2 separate regions of the Homo sapiens genome follow, and region 1 is linked to region 2. A link is a loop called in an ENCODE intact Hi-C map of the cell type or tissue named here. Cell type or tissue: mammary epithelial cell. All regions are shown on one strand. Links, peaks and the distances in the headings refer to the core of each region. The heading gives the core; the rest is flanking DNA.

Evidence for each region. A loop is a pair of places that touch in the nucleus more often than their neighbours do. Peaks named below come from ENCODE experiments on the same cell type or tissue, not always from the same donor. Only the 100,000 strongest peaks of a DNase experiment are listed, where the experiment ranks them.
Region 1: a loop joins it to region 2, with 9 times the contacts of the local background. A loop is called at or near these places in 3 of 110 quality-filtered maps.

What each region holds. Positions count from the first base shown.
Region 1 is chr10:49,937,879-49,944,859 of GRCh38, forward strand. It overlaps PARG (poly(ADP-ribose) glycohydrolase), which reads right to left and starts at 4,149. Exons shown (of 18, transcript NM_003631.5): 1 at 3,631-4,149. The coding sequence starts at 3,847. TIMM23B (translocase of inner mitochondrial membrane 23 homolog B) reads left to right here and starts at 4,175. Exons shown (of 7, transcript NM_001290117.2): 1 at 4,175-4,422. The coding sequence starts at 4,317. It overlaps TIMM23B-AGAP6 (TIMM23B-AGAP6 readthrough (NMD candidate)), which reads left to right and starts at 4,175. Exons shown (of 17, transcript NR_158661.1): 1 at 4,175-4,422; 2 at 5,357-5,480. RefSeq lists an enhancer at 3,990-4,059. In mammary epithelial cell, for the core only: no CTCF peak of the experiment used is centred there; a DNase peak (open chromatin) is centred at 4,153; H3K4me3 peaks cover 2,244 bases; H3K27ac peaks cover 2,350 bases.
Region 2 is chr10:49,588,534-49,596,901 of GRCh38, forward strand. No RefSeq gene overlaps it. Among named protein-coding and RNA genes, the nearest start is that of SLC18A3, 18 kb to the right of the region's middle. RefSeq lists enhancers at 4,592-5,093, 5,094-5,593, 6,202-6,703, 6,704-7,203. In mammary epithelial cell, for the core only: CTCF peaks have their summits at 3,143, 4,696 (motif pointing right) and 6,182 (motif pointing right); a DNase peak (open chromatin) is centred at 4,688.

The sequences.
Region 1 (6,981 bases), core at 1,641-6,640, 350 kb after region 2:
GGACTGCTTACTGCTCTTTGCAATATCACTGTTTCTGGCTTCCTAAGGTTTCCTTCCCAGCACACCACAGGACTGTGTCAGAGCTTTATCCCTCTTACTCCTGAAGTAAGCATAAAATTATGCTTTCCAGGTTTCCTAGGAATTTTAACTAGAAATAGTCACAGCAAGGCAAAAAGAGTGGCAATAAGAAGTGATGAAAAGATACAAGATCTAGAGTCAGATAGTCTTGGATTGAGATCTTTGTTCAGTCACTTACTAGTACCACCTTGGTCCAGTTGCTTCACTTCGTTAAGCCTTTATTTCCTCACCCAGAAAATGAAGCTAACAACACCTACTTCTAAGGGTTATGTGGATCAATTACAAAGCAAAAATTAGAGAAAATATTGTGTTCAGCCTCACAAAGCACTCAATATGTTATCTCCCGACATTTCCACCCAGTCTTTTTTTTTTCCACTGAGATCAGTAATTCTCCAACTTTGACTTCACACCATTTACATTTACTCTCATCAGCAACATTATTCAGTACCCAGTATATTTTAATCAGCAAGTCATTCAATTAATAGCTATAGATACAGCCAAAAGGCACAAAACGCAATAAAATTCACCTGCATGTCAAAGGAACATTCCACTTTCACAAAAAGTCTATAGCAACACATCTGGATAAACCTGCGTCATCACAATGTGAATAACATGCTGAGTTCTGCCAATATGCAGGTTTGCAGATTTTTTTTTTCTTTTTTCAGAAGTGGGGTCTCGCTATGTTGCTCAGGCTGGACGGGAACTCCCGGGCTCAAGTGATCCTCTTGCCTTAGCCTCCCAAGTAGCTGGGACTACAGGTGCATGCCCAGCAAAATTAGCGATTTCAGTCAATACAAGAAATATATCCAGGAAGATAAAGAATATAAAATTTAAAGATACTGAATAAATATCCATTTCGCTACCCCGCCTACTTGTCCTAAGATAATTATATATAAAAATTTAAATACCAAGTTCCTAAAGGAATCCCAAAAATTCAAACAATGGGCTTTTGATACAAATATAGTCTTCGAACATTCTGTTAATTGGTGTCCTGTGCCAGGTATACAGAAAACATTTAAACATGCGAAATACAGCCCCAAGTATTCATTTGGTACCTCTTCTGCAGAAATCTTAATTAAGATCCAACCAGTGAGGACTGACTGCCCTCACCCCTATTTGCAACTAACTCCTCCTCCTTTACATGCAAATAAGGTTAATGAAACCACAAATTATCCAGTCACAGAAGCTGAAGTACACCTGAACGTATACCTGAAGTTCACCTTCAGTTCTCTCTCCCCTATACCAAGTTCTCTGAAATCTACATCCTAAATTTTAAATCCATCCCTTCCTCATACCCTTTAAACACATCGCTTACTAGACAACTGCCATTTGTTTCTTGCAACTAGTCTCCCTGTCTACAGCCTTGACTATCCAGTGTTCTACAAACTACAAATGACCAGTCATTTTTCAATGAAATAACACAGACAATATAAGAATGCATCACACATAGTAAGGTTAAGTATTATTTCATGAAACATTTATTTCAGTTATAAATATGGCTTATTTGCCAGGTTACATATATTTCTTACTCTGTGTACTGGATAAAATTTATGCTGTGGGTTGCAGTTAGAAAAGTCCAAAAGCCACTTTTCTAAAATATTAACCAAATGGTATTCCCACGCTTAAAAGCTTTTTAGTGGTTTCTCCATTAACCACAGAATAAGGTTGAAATTCCTTAAAATGGAATTTGAGTTTCTTCATAAGCTCCTGTCTGCCACCCAGCCTCATCAGACACTCCTCTGTCATCTTATGCTCCAGTCTTACCAACTTTTGCATGTCTTATTTCCTCTGCATGTATAATTCTTTCTCCTCTTGATTTATACAGCAAATCTTCCTCATCCTTCAAGGCCTAGTGCAAGTCTACTTGGTACTGCCCCTAAGTATGAAGACATCTAAGTGTAGACTCTTCACCAGAGAACTGCCCGAGCTCTGCCCAGCCTCTTACACTGTTAACGAATGCATCCTTTTTGAAATGATCTCCTTTGTCTGACACAACACAAGCCAGGCTTTCCTCCCACCTCTACAGCCGCTTCTCTTCAGTCTACTCTTAAACTTTGGTGTTCCTAAGGCATCTGCCCTAGGTCACCTTTACTTTCTCTACATGTTTATGTTATCTATGCCCATAGCATCCATTATAATGTTTATGCCACGAACTCCCCAATCTACTTCTCCAGCACAGAAATATTTCTTCTCAAGTATCCCATTCTTTCATGAATCCATCCCCTTCCCTATTGCCAGCATCCAGGCCTAAGCTACAATTATTTCCAACCTAGATTAACTCCTTAACTGAGTCTTGATGCTCCACTTGAGTTCCTTTTCAATCCATTCTTTATTTTCCACACACCAGCCACACAGACTTTTCAACAAATAAATAAGTCTAATCAAGTCACTCCCCTACTAAAAACCCTTGAGTAGCTTATCAATGCCCTTAGAGTTCAAAATCCTTAGCAATGTCTACATATCCAATTTGATCTGACTTTTCTGTACCACCCTGCAGCCTCATCTCTCACACTCTCTTGCGTTCACTCTATATATCAATTGCACTCCTGTTTTTGTTTTGTTTTGTTTTGTTTTGTTTGAGGCGGAGTTTCGCTCTTGTTGCCCAGGCTGGAGTGCAATGGTGCCCTCTCGGCTCACTGCAACCTCCGCCTCCCGGATGCCAGCGATTCTCCTGCCTCACCTGCCTCAGCCTCCCGAGTAGCTGGGATTACAGTTGCCCGCCACCACGCTAGGCTAATTTTTTGTATTTTTAGCAGAGACGGGGTTTCACCATATTGGTAAGGCTGGTCTTGAGCTCCTGACCTCAGGTGATCCACCCGCCCCAGCCTCCCAAAGCTCAGGGATTACAGGCAAAACCACCGCGCCCGGCCTCGGTTGCACTCCTGAAACACTTCTTACTTCCTCTTCATCTAACTCCTACTCATTCTACAGTCCTCAGAATAAGCATCTCATCTTCTGGAGGACTATTTTCGATTCCATAAATTCAGTTAGGTAAAACAATCTGTCATTCATCTATCAGAACATCCATTACCTTTTATTATATTAACTTTTGCTATCGTCTATCTCTCCAGATAGATTTTAAGGTATGAAGGCAGAGGCCAAGTTTCTCTCGTTCAACACTGTATACCAGGGACGGGTACAATGCCAGCTTAAACTAATAGCTCTGCACCCTGGGACCCAGAATCTGAACAAGTGAAGTTGTTTTCTTCCTATCTAGAGGCTGAAGCGCCCTACTGTTTTACATACACAATTAGATCTCCTTGACGACTAAGGCAATTTCTCAATCAAACCTGAAGAAGCAAACAGGTGGTGGAGTCTCCTGCCATTTTCCGCCCTGTGAGTGACTGCTCATCAGAGTTTCTCACATCAATCGCACTGGGAAAAATGCGGCCCCATTCACCCACTAGTGGCTTTGGTAGCTCAGCAAGTGGACCTCAAGAGTGACGATGCACACAAGACCAGAAAGGAGTGACTGGAGCCCCTGGGTCCTCAGACTGAGACCAGAAGGTTCGGGCCGAGGCGAAGGACAAAGATTTTTATTTTCCCACGTACCAAGCGAGGTGGCGCTGCCTCTGTGCTGTCCCGCCCGCCCTGGGACGCAGGCTGGCGAGGACGGTGGGACCCTGAACTGCACGTGAGCGTCCTTGGGGTCGAGGACGCGCCTCTGCCTGCTGGGAAAGCTCCGGGCGTCCGAAGCAGCCGGCGAAGTTGTAGCGGCGCCCCAGCGGGGTCGCTTGGTGCAGGGTTCACAGCCGGGGCCCGCATTCATGCTGGGACCAGCAGCGCACTGTCCCCGGGCCGGCCCGGGCGGAGAGCCTCATTCACTAACCCTGAGAGAGATGGACTGCGCCTCCTTCTCAGCGCCTGCCTGCACCATTCCCTCTCTGCCGCTGCCTGCTTCTGCAATTGCTGATCCGCCGGCCTCCCAAGTCAGGCCGTAAACACTCGCCTGCCTTCCCTCTTCCACTGGCACCCCACCTGCCTCAATGCGCCGCTTTGATTCGGGATTCGTTCACTTTCCCACCACCGGAAAGCTGCCGTCAGGCGCTTCCGGCTTCCGGGGCGCACACTGCCGCAAAGCGGAAGTGTGGCGCTTAACGGGAACCGGCGCCCGGAATGTCAGCGTGTGAAGTAGGCGCTGGCAACGCGGGGTTACCCGCTGTTATTGAGGAGTAACGGCCCAGCGGACCACCCAGGCTTGAGGCAGCGGCGGGAACCACTCGGTTTGCTGCGATACCATGGAAGGAGGCGGGGGAAGCGGCGACAAAACCACAGGGGTATTGGCCGGCTTTTTCGGAGCCGGCGAAGCAGGTTACTCGCACGCGGATTTGGCTGGCGTCCCGCGTAAGTATGGGGCCTAGCTTGCGATTATTTCTGACTGGTTCTTGCGTTTACACTAAAGTTGCGCGTCCCATGTTTTATGTTGTTGGTTTTTTTTTCCTTGCTGGCGTTTACAAGCTTAAGTACCAGTGGTGGGGTTAGTGTATCTGCATGGCTGCTCTTTCAAGATAGAAAGGCCTAAAAAAGGGCCACGGATCTCCTGGGGAAGCTGTCCGTGATTGACCTGGACTCGCGAGATGATGCATGTTTTCTTAGGTTTATATCCAAGCCTCGTACGTTTTGTGTGTGGTGGGCCGTGTGATTGACCCTTAAGAGTAGAGCCCAGCTTTGGGAGTAAATGTATTCCAAATAGCAAGCCCGTAGTTAACTTTTTAGTACACAGTGACATATTCTGAGCCTCCAAGTAGCCGTAAGGGCAGAATATTCAGTAATATTGCATGTAAGTGAGAAATAAATATGACTTGGGACAGGCTAGGAAACCTTCTTTAGGAGCTAGGAAGTAAGCTGAACTTTAAAGGTGATATATAGACATGAAGAAAGAAGCCAGGTAAGAATTATAGGAAAGGAAATAGGCAACATCAAGGTATACAGAGGCATAAATATCTTGCCTTTGCCTCTCCTCGGTCTTGTGAATATGTTTTCCAGAACTTTGGTACTTTGTAACTGTGGTTGTTCAACTAGATAAATAGAACTTGGACCTAAAGATAGGCAGTTGGTCGTGGATAAAGCCTTTACGAAAGTACTTTCTTTTTAGAGAATCCTTGTAATATTTCTCTAGGTATTTTATACTAAGGAACAACAACAACGAAATATGTTCAGACTGACTCTAGTGCAAAAAAATATAAAAGACCTTTCATTTCCCTGGTGTCACCTTTGTCAAAAAACTGAATCTACAACACATGGTGTTTTGTTTCGTTTTTTTTTTGTTTGTTTTTAGAGTCAGGACCTCGTTCTGTCACCCATGTTGGGGTGCGGTGGCATGATTATAGTTCACTGAAGCCTGGCACTCCTGAGCTCAAACAATCCTCCCCTCTAAGCCTCCTAAGTAGCTGGGAATCTAGGTACGTACCACCACACCTGGCTAATTTTTAAAATTTTTTTTTTGACTTATTGTGGAGATGGGGTCTCCCTGTGTTGTCCAAGCTGGTCTCAAACTCTCGAACTCAGGCCATCCTCCTGTCTCGGCCTCCCAAAATGCTGGGATTCCTAGGCCTGAGCTACTACTTTACCTGTTTAGAACACAGTTTCATATTAATCTTAGTATTTCTGAGTTTCAGAGCACAAAGGGCATATACACTTCCTTAATGTGACAATATTGTTAAATTAATTTGATTAAGATTTGAAGGTAAATTGGGGGACCAGGGAATGAACACCATTTACTGAGCTTTTACAGTGTGCTAGCTACTTTTCTGGGGGCAGGACTATAGTGGTTTTTGTGGGTTTTTTTTTTTTTTTTTTTTTTTGAAAAGAGGACCCTTGCGCTCACAGAGCTTACATAATACTGAGGTAAACCAACAAACATAAATTAAAACATTGCCTTTAGTGATAAGTGCTGTAAAGGGAATAAAGCAGAGTCATGAGATTGTGATGGAAGCAGGATGCCATTTTAGAGCGGATTAGGGAAAACATCTCAAGGGAGTTGACATTTGAGCTGTGACCCAAATACAGTACAAATGCTTGGGAGGCAAGTATCCAGGAAAATAGCTAGTGCAAATGTCCTGAAACAAAACAAATTTGGCATGTTTAAGGAACAGCTCTTAGGCCAGTCTGTCTTCGTAGTTACAAGGGAGTTGGATCAATTGAAGCTTGTGAAATCAGAGAGGTAGGGAATGACAGCTAATGTAGGATTTTGTAAGTTATGGTAAGGAGTTTCGATTTTCTTAAGAAAAATCACGTAGTTGCTATGTAGACAGTGAATTGAAGGGGTAAGAGAAAGCAAGGAGTTAGGAAATTGTTGCTGTGAGATATGATGGTTGGACTAGGATGGTAGCAATAGAGAAGATAAGTAACACAATTCAAAATGGGTATTAAAAATAGAACAAGCAGGACTCCTAATTGATGAAAAGATAGAGGCATGGGTGATGCATAGGTTTGTAAATAACTGCTGAGATACAGAAGGATCCAAAGATGATAGGTTTTACTGTTTTCAATGTTAGTGAATTCAGGTCTGGCCCTCTCAAAGTTTGTGTTTTCTTTTGCACAGACCCACATACCTGTGGTAATGACCCAAGGATTCTCAACCTTGCCACAGTAAATCAATCGTTAATAGTAATATGTGAAGGAACTGCCTTGAAATAGTTAGATACAACATGTACACAGTCAGAAAACCCAACCCAACCACTGTTTTTCCCATGGAATTGATTAGTCTTTTCTCAGTCTTATTTTGTAATTTATATAGTCACCAAGCATTCTTGTAGTAAAGTGAAAGAAATTAGCTTTGTAAATGGCCTGGACTACACTTCCTGTAAGTTCAAAAATCAGATCTATGACACTGCGATTATCTTATTGGTGTAAAAGCCTGAGCCACCAGTGGAAGACCTGGTTTGGGATTGAGGGTCTCAG
Region 2 (8,368 bases), core at 1,922-6,921:
TTATATACCCCAAAGAATTGAAACTGGTACTTAAACAAATACTTGTACACTAATATTCATAGCAGTACTACTTGCAATGGCAAAAGGTGGGAACAACCTAAATGTCCATCAATGGATGATAGATAAACAAGCAGTGGGGAGGGGGGATAGAGAGTGACAGTCTAATAGATACAAAGTTTTCTTTGGGGGTGATAAAAATATTTTGCCATGTTATAGAGGTGTTGGTTACATAATATTACAAACATACTAAATGTCACTTTTAAATGGTTTCTTTTATATTATGTGAATTGCACCTCAATAAAATATCTATCTGGCTGGGCTCGGTGGCTCACACCTGTAATCCCAGAACTTTGGGAGGCCGAGGCAGGTGGATCACCTGAGGTCAGGAGTTCGAGATCAGCCTGACCAACATGGTGAAACCCTGTCTTTACTAAAAATACAAAAATTAGCTGGGTGTGGTGGTGGGCACCTGTAATTCCAGCTACTTGGGAGGCTGAGGCAGGAGAATCACTTGAACCTGGGAGGCAGAGGTTGCAGTGAGCCGAGATCATGCCATTGCACTCCAGCCTGGGTGACAGAGTGAGAATCCCTCTCAAAAAATAAAATAAGATATTTGTTTAAAATTTGATTATATATTTTCTAAAAGATCTACTCTTTTGCTGTGTGGAGAGTTGCATTAGTCGGGATAAGATAGTTTTGGTGCAGTGTGATGAAATCAGGATATTAGTTTTGGACATTTAAATTTGAAATGTTATAAGCTATCATAGTGTAGCTGTTGAATAGAAAGCTGAATATACATGTGTTGGAGTTCAAGAGACAGTCAGTCTGCAGAAAAAAATCAGGAATCACAGCATTTAGATAGTGTTTAAAGGTATAGGATTAGGTGAGATCGACACTGATAGTGAAAATAGGCTGTTGTTATGAGGTCATCTTGAGTCACTTTTGGTAATTTGTATGCATATTAGTCCATTCTCACACTGCTATAAAGACATACCTTAGACTGGGTAATTTATATAAAGAAAAAGATGTTTAATTGGCTCACTGTTCTGCAGGTCTGTACAGGCTTCTGTTTCTTGGGAGGCCTCAGGAAACTTACAATCATGGAAGAGGCAAAGGGGAAGCAGGCGCATATTCACATGGCTGGCAGGAAGGAGAGAGCAATGGGGGAAGTGCTACACACTTTCAAACAAGCAGATCTTGTGAGAACTGTATCACGAGGCGGCACTAAGGGGATGGCGCTAAACCATTAGAAGCCACCCTCATGATCCCACCAGGCCCCACCTCCAACAATCAGGATTACAATTCAACATGAGATTTGGGTGGGGACACAGAGCCAAACCATATCAGTATGTGTCCCTTTCATATGGGTTATCTAATTTATAGGTGCACAATTATTCATAGTATTCTGTTATAATCCTTTTTACTTCTGTAAAGCAGTAGTAATGTATCCATTTTCGTTACTGATTTTAGTTATTTGCATCTTTTCCTTTTTATTTTCTTAGTCTAGCTAAAGGTTTGTCAATTTTGTTGCTCTTTTCAAATAATCAGTTTTTTGTTGTGTTGATTCTCTCTATTGTGTTTCTAGTCTCTATTTCATTTGTCTCTGCTCTATATTTATTATTTCATTCCTTCTGTGAGCTTTGGGTTTGGTTTGCTCTGATTTTTCTAGTTATTTAATATATTACAGTTAAGTTGCTGAGCTCTCTCTGAGTGCTGTTTTTGCTGTATCCCCTACATTTTAGTATGTTGTGTTGATGTTTTCATCCATCTCTAAGTATTTTCTATTCCTCATACTTTGGAGGTATCTATTGGTTAAGAGTGTGTTGTTTAGTTTACACATATTTATAAACTTTTCAGTTTTCCTTCTGCTATTGATTTTTAGTTTTATTCCATTGTGGTCAAAGAAGATATTTTGTATGATTTCAAGCTTTTTAACTTATTGAGTTGCTTTATTACCTAACATGTTCTATTCTGGAGCGCAGTCAAGTGCACTTGAAAAGAATGTGTATTCTTCTGTTGTTGGGTAGAGTGTTCTGTAGATGTATGTTAAGTCTAGTTAGATCTTTAGTGTTGCTGAAGTCCTCTATTTAATTATAGTTTTCTATTCATTATTTAAAGTAAGTATTCGAAGTCTCCAGCTATTATTATGGAAATATTTTGCTTTTTAATTCTGTTAATGTCTGCTTCATTTAATTTAGGGTTCTCTTGATTAATGTGCATATGTTTATAATTGTTATATCTTCTTGATTAATTGACCCCTTTATCAATGCACAATGACTTTCTTTGTCCCTTGTAATGATTTTTGACTTAAAGACTATTTTTTTCTGATATTAGTGTAGCCATCCTAGCTTTGTTTTGGTTATTATTTGCATAGAATATCTTTCTCTATCTTCCCATGTTCAACTCACTTGTGTCTTTTGATCTAAAGTGAGTTTTCCATATACAGCCTTCAGTTGGATTGTTTTCTTAATTCATTCTGCCAATCTCTGCCTTTTGATTGGAGAGTTTAATAAATTTACATTTAAAGTTATTACTGATAAGAAAGGACTTATTTCAGCCATTTTACCATTTTTTCTGCATGTTTTACACTGCATGTTTTTACATGTTTCTACATGTTTCTTCTGTTTAGTTTATTTTTTGGAGTGTACCTCTTTGATTCCTTTCTCATTTTTTTCTGTAATATATATTATATATATTAATTTCTGTAATATATATTCTGTTATATATTATATATATTACAGAAAAGTAAGATATATATTATATATTACAGAAAAGTAAGATATATATTATATATCTATTACTTTTGCATCAACTGGTGCTATTCCACTTCTGGAACTAGAAGTCCCATATAGTTCCAGAAGTGGAATAGCACCAGTTGGTGCAAGCTCATAGTAACAGCCATGGGTTTGAGCAGGCACTGCATGATACAGATGGGAACCTGTGGGGTCTAGGAAGTTGGGCTGCTGCGAGGCAGTGAGGAGGATAACATTCATTCCTGACTGTTCCTGCCTCACCCCACCCAGTCCTTCCCCACTGGGTGCTCATGACCCCACAAAAGAAGGTAGATTACAAAAAGGGACATTTTTCAGGCTTTGAGTCTCAAAGCCTAAGAAGGCCCTTAGATTCTGCCTGCCACCATCAGGTGGAGCTTCACAGGGGAGGGACTCACTGAAAGATAATCCTTGACAGACGAATAGGATTTCATGGACAAGAAAAACATGGTGGATAAGAATAAGGATTCCACCACCTCTCCTTACTTCACCACCAGCCTCCCATCAATCAGGACCCCATTACCAAGGCTAACAGGAAAAAGAGGAGTTGGGGGGAACAACGAGAGAGTAGATTTGAGCAGATCCCAAAGAGGGGGTCCTGCAAGTTGCTCGCAGGCTGAGACTGAGGGAAACATAAGAATACAGGTAAGTGTGTTGGGTCTCTGAGCAGAGGCAAGCTAAGCCTGTATCCAGGTAAGACTCTGGAGATGTAGCAGGGGTGTTCTCAAGAGAAATGATCACATCAGGCTGGGCATCGTGGCTCATGCCTGTAATCCCAGCACTTTGGGAGGCCGAGGCAGGCAGATCACTTGAGGTTAGGAGTTCGAGACCAGCCTGGCCAACATGGCAAAATGGCGTCACTACTAAAAATACAAAAATTAGCCAGGCATGGTGGTGCGCGCCTGTAGTTCTAGTTACTCGGGAGGCTGAGGTATGAGAATTGCTTGAACTCGGGAGGCAGAAGTTGCAGTGAGCCAAGATTGCACCACTGCACTCAAGCCTGGGTGACAGAGTGAGACCCTGTCAAAAAAAAAAAGAAAGGAAAGAAGGAAGGAAGGAAAGAAAAAAAAGAGAGAAAGAAAGAGAGAGGGAAAGAGGGAGAGAGGGAGGGAGGGAGGGAGGGAGGAAGGAAGGAAGGGTTGCATTGGACGTCTAAGCAGAGGGAATCTTAGGCAATCTCTCAACAGAAGAATTCCTGAGAGCCAAAATCAGCCCAGAAGGGGCAGGAAGGTAGCCAGCCAGACCCTAAGAGGTCATGAGGTCACACAACAGGGATGAAGGATGCCACCCTCCCCACTCCATGACATGCACAGACAAATGATACCAAGAAGCAGAAGCCCTCTCTTCTCCAAATTCCAGCCTCAGCTATAAGGGAAGAGAGAAGGTCCTGTGTTGGCCAAGATTAGGATTCTTGCACTTCATCAGAGTGGGGGTTGGAATTAGAATAAAAAGGATTTCTATTTCCTGCATGCCTGAGTAGTGGCTACAATTTCTGCTCATTGCTGTAGAATGCAAGACAGGTAGTAGAGGCAGATGTGAGAGGGTGGAGACAGGATGTGCACTGGAGAGAAAGACATGGCGGGGCAGACAGCACCAGTCTTCCAGACTCCGCGACCAGTGCCTCCCCAGAGTTATGCACCTCTCAAGGTTCCCACAGCCTGTTGGGGTGGGGTGAGGCAGGTAGGGATGCTCCGAGCATCTGTCAGGCTGGCATCTGGTCTCAGCTCTGAGTTGCAGAACGAGAGAGCTGCTGCCAAGACCCCCTTTTTGTTTCTTTTTTCACCTTTCCTTGACTCAACAGCAAATGAATGGATCAATGCAGTGAAATAACCAGGAAGTGACCACTCCTGGCTCATCTATCCGTTCATTCAAGGAACTGTGTCCCAGGCAGCAGTGTAGGGAGGTGCTGATTCTGCCTGGCACCACCAGGGGGAGCTTCACAGAGGAGGGATTCATTGAAAGGGGAACCTTGAAAGGTGAACAGGATTTCATGGACGAGACAGAGTAGGGTGAGTGGCTCTACATCCAGACACATGAGGAAAGGCTGTTGGGTCTGGAATCTGGACAGAAGGGCCATGGCCCATTTTCCTCTGTGTTCCCATCACCCAGTAGAGAAATCGACGGAAGGAGGACAGATGGTCAGACAGATAAATGGGTAAAGGAGTCAGTGGAGGGATGGCTGCACTATGGCTATTTCAAGCAAGGTGGAAAAGACTCAAGAAACACAAGAAGCAAGTTAAAGTCTCTAATACAGTCAGCCTAGGTGCCAACTCAACCTCATTTCAAGCTTGCCCCTCTGTGTGCAATGCCCCGCTCCATGGCTCAGTGTGATGAGCTCCAGCTGAGGCCGAGAGCCAGCGTGGTGTGGTGGACGCACAGGCCTCAGCTCAGCCCAGCCTCCCCTCCACCCCTTGCATCATCACACCCAGCCCTGCTCAACTCCGCATGGGTCTTGAACCGGCAGACTCCTTTCATATGGGCTGTCCCTCCTCCTGGAAAATCACTACCCTCTCCATGTCCACTGAACTCTGATTTACTCTTAGATCCATTTGGGGACCCAAAAGGGAGTCTACACTATATTGTATGGGTGACCCTCCCTACCACTGCCCAGCTGTTAGGGGATTGCTTCTCTGCCTTTGTAGCTGTTCTCTACTCTCCCCTCGAGAACATGCGGGGTTATTCTACTTTTCTGGGGATATTCGGCTTAGCCATAGTTCCTTGGGAAACCTTCCCTGATTCTCCCACACTGGAGGAGTTGCTACTTCCTGGGTGCTCAAAGAACAACCTGCATTTCCCACATTCAAGTGTCTATCCCACCACACCCAAGTCACATCACTCTGAGTGGCATGGCCAGGATCTGGACAGCAGCCGGTCTGAGATGAGGGCCCAGGCACTCAGCGAGTGACAGTGCTCTCTGCCTTATCTCCAAGGACCAACAGGGAGCAGGGGGCTGTATTGTCAGCTGCCCCACAGTCATCCTGCACACAAGCAACCTCTAGCCCAGTGGCTTACAGCAGGCTACAGTAAGCTGAGATCACGCCACTGTACTCCAGGCTGGGCAACAGAGTGAGACTCCATATCAAAAAAAAAAAGAAGAAAAAATAAATAATCAGTACAAAATACAATAGGTAAATAATCACAGATAAAATTTTTAATTGACTAAACCATGGATAAAGTAATAGTTCATAAAGAAAACTTGCAGAGGCAGGAGTTACATTGGCAAAATTTGACAAGAAGTTTTAAGGCCCAATGGATAAATCAAATCTTCATTGAGAGACCTATAAGAAAGGTAATTTATCCCAGTGAAGATACTTTCAGTGAAATAAAAATTAAAATGAACAACCAGATGAATGAACGAAATTGAGGCAAACCCGAGAAAGAGCACATCATTCTCAGGAGTGACCAGATGGTGGCAGCAAACACCAGTGATGGAATCAGCCCAGCCAAGGTTCTGGAAGTGTGGTCTTCCCACTAGTACCGGAAAGTGTAGAATCATCCCAGGCAAGGACAAACAACACGCTGCTGCGAACGTGTTAGAAAGGCAAATCCCTAACCCACTGAATCAGTAACTGCTAGGAATGAGGCCCAGCAATCTGCATTTTGAGAAGCTCTCCAGGTGATTCTGGTGCACACTCAGGTTTACCCCAAGAGCAGTTAAACCCTGCAGCCAAGCACAGGGCTATTTTCTCCAACATTAGCAGGTGCTACTCGAGGAGTCGATTATGTGTTTATTTTACCAAACAGTTTCTGCCTAGCCACTAAACTGCTTTTTTTGAAAGAAACAAAATGCAGGCAGCTCTCTGTGAGACTCAGGTGCCTGCTGCAGTCAACCTTGAGTCCAGTCTGAAACAGGGACGGGGGTGGTCTGAGCCCTGTGTCTGCAAGAATAGCCCTGAGGCTGGCCACCCTTGCCCCAGCTGTCCTGCTGGCCTGAGCACTGTGGCCGCCGTCTCCACCTGTCTCCTCCTTTCCTGCCTCTTGCTTCTCACACTGATTCCCTGGAGCTGCTGGTTTTCTGTTGGTCTTGTGTCTCCTCTTGGGAAGAGACCCTATAATCTACCCTGGGGAATGGGGTTTGCATTTCTGGCTGTTGGCTCCTCCCAGCCCCGGAACTGGAGGTCAAACGTTATGCACCACAGAGCTCTCTTTCCATGGGTCCCCAGCTGATAAATTAGAGGAAAAACCCAAACCGGGCCCTCCTACTCCACCAGCTCTGTCCTCGTTCCTCCCACAAAAGGCCGAGTGATACCCTCAGTCACACCCCATGAGGGTGTTCCACCTGGGGTGCCTGGAGGGAGGTGAAGAGATGATGACATGACCCCCAAAGCCTTAGAACAGAAGTCTGGATACAGCAGCTGACAGAGCATGGTCTGTGGAGGAGAACAGATCTGGCCCAGTCTCAGTCCATCACTTCCTGCAGGGTTCATCCAAGTCACCAAACGTCACCGAGACTCCATTGCTATTGAGGCCTCAGTTTGCAAATCTTTGAAATGAAGCCAAACCTACATTTCTCACAGTTCACTAAACGAGCAAGCATGTAAATGCCCAGCACAGCGAGTCACACATGGTAGGGCCCCCGTACATGGACATCCTTCCCTTCCCTCAGGAAGCAGTGAGTTTCCTGTGCCTCGCAGTTTAGGAGCAGAAAGGGCCTCCCATTTTGTCAGAAACATTGTGGAGCATAGATTACAAACTCAAATGGCTATAGGATGCAGGAGAATCACAGAAACCAGTGCAGTAGCTGGATGGGGCCCGTGAGAAACGGGAGGGTGTGTGCTGGGTCTAAAGGGATCAGCGGGGCAGTTACCGGGCTAGTATGGGGCCTAGAGTCACCAGACTTTCTTGTTTTTCAAGAGAAGCTGGAAACATGTATGTGGGTGTGAAGCCCTGGCTACAGCCCGCCACTTCTGTTCTACTCAACTGTAGCAGAGGGGACCCAGGCCCAGGTCCCTCCTGCTGTGGCCTGTTGCAGCTGGCACCTGCGAGTCTCCTGGGCTTTGCAGCTTGACTCCAGCACCACTTACAAGAGATCTAGGAGCCTCTTCTCCATCTGTAAAAGGGAGCTACTCATCGTATTGACTTCACCAGTGCAATGGCAGTTGTGAAAGGGTTTTGAGACTGCATCCATAGTGGGGTGTTCCTGTCAACCAGGGAGAGCAAAGCACATCTAATAAGGACTCCCAGGGAGGCACCATTAGAGCCCAACACAGTCAGGTTTGTTACCTTGGTGCAATGAGAGAGACTGCACAGTGCACACCCGGGAGCATGGGGCATCCCCCAAGAGGAGTAACAGGCGACTACAGGATGGGGGAAGGGTGGAGCACAGGGACAGATTTACATAAAACAGGGCTGTAGGGAAGGGCTCTGCTGAGAGATGGACCTTGGCTCCTGTGCCCCTGGAAGCTACAAAGTTAAGATCAATGTGGCAGATTGTGTCTGAGGTCCCTTACCTGGAGTTCTGCAGCCGGGTTGGAAATGGAGGCTGTTTCTCTGAGCCACAGTGAGCCCCTGACTTGGGTCCTCCAGAGACTACTGGGAGGTCCCATTCTCACTTAGGATTCCAAGCAGCCCAGTGTCTGGCTGTCTAAGATTTCAGA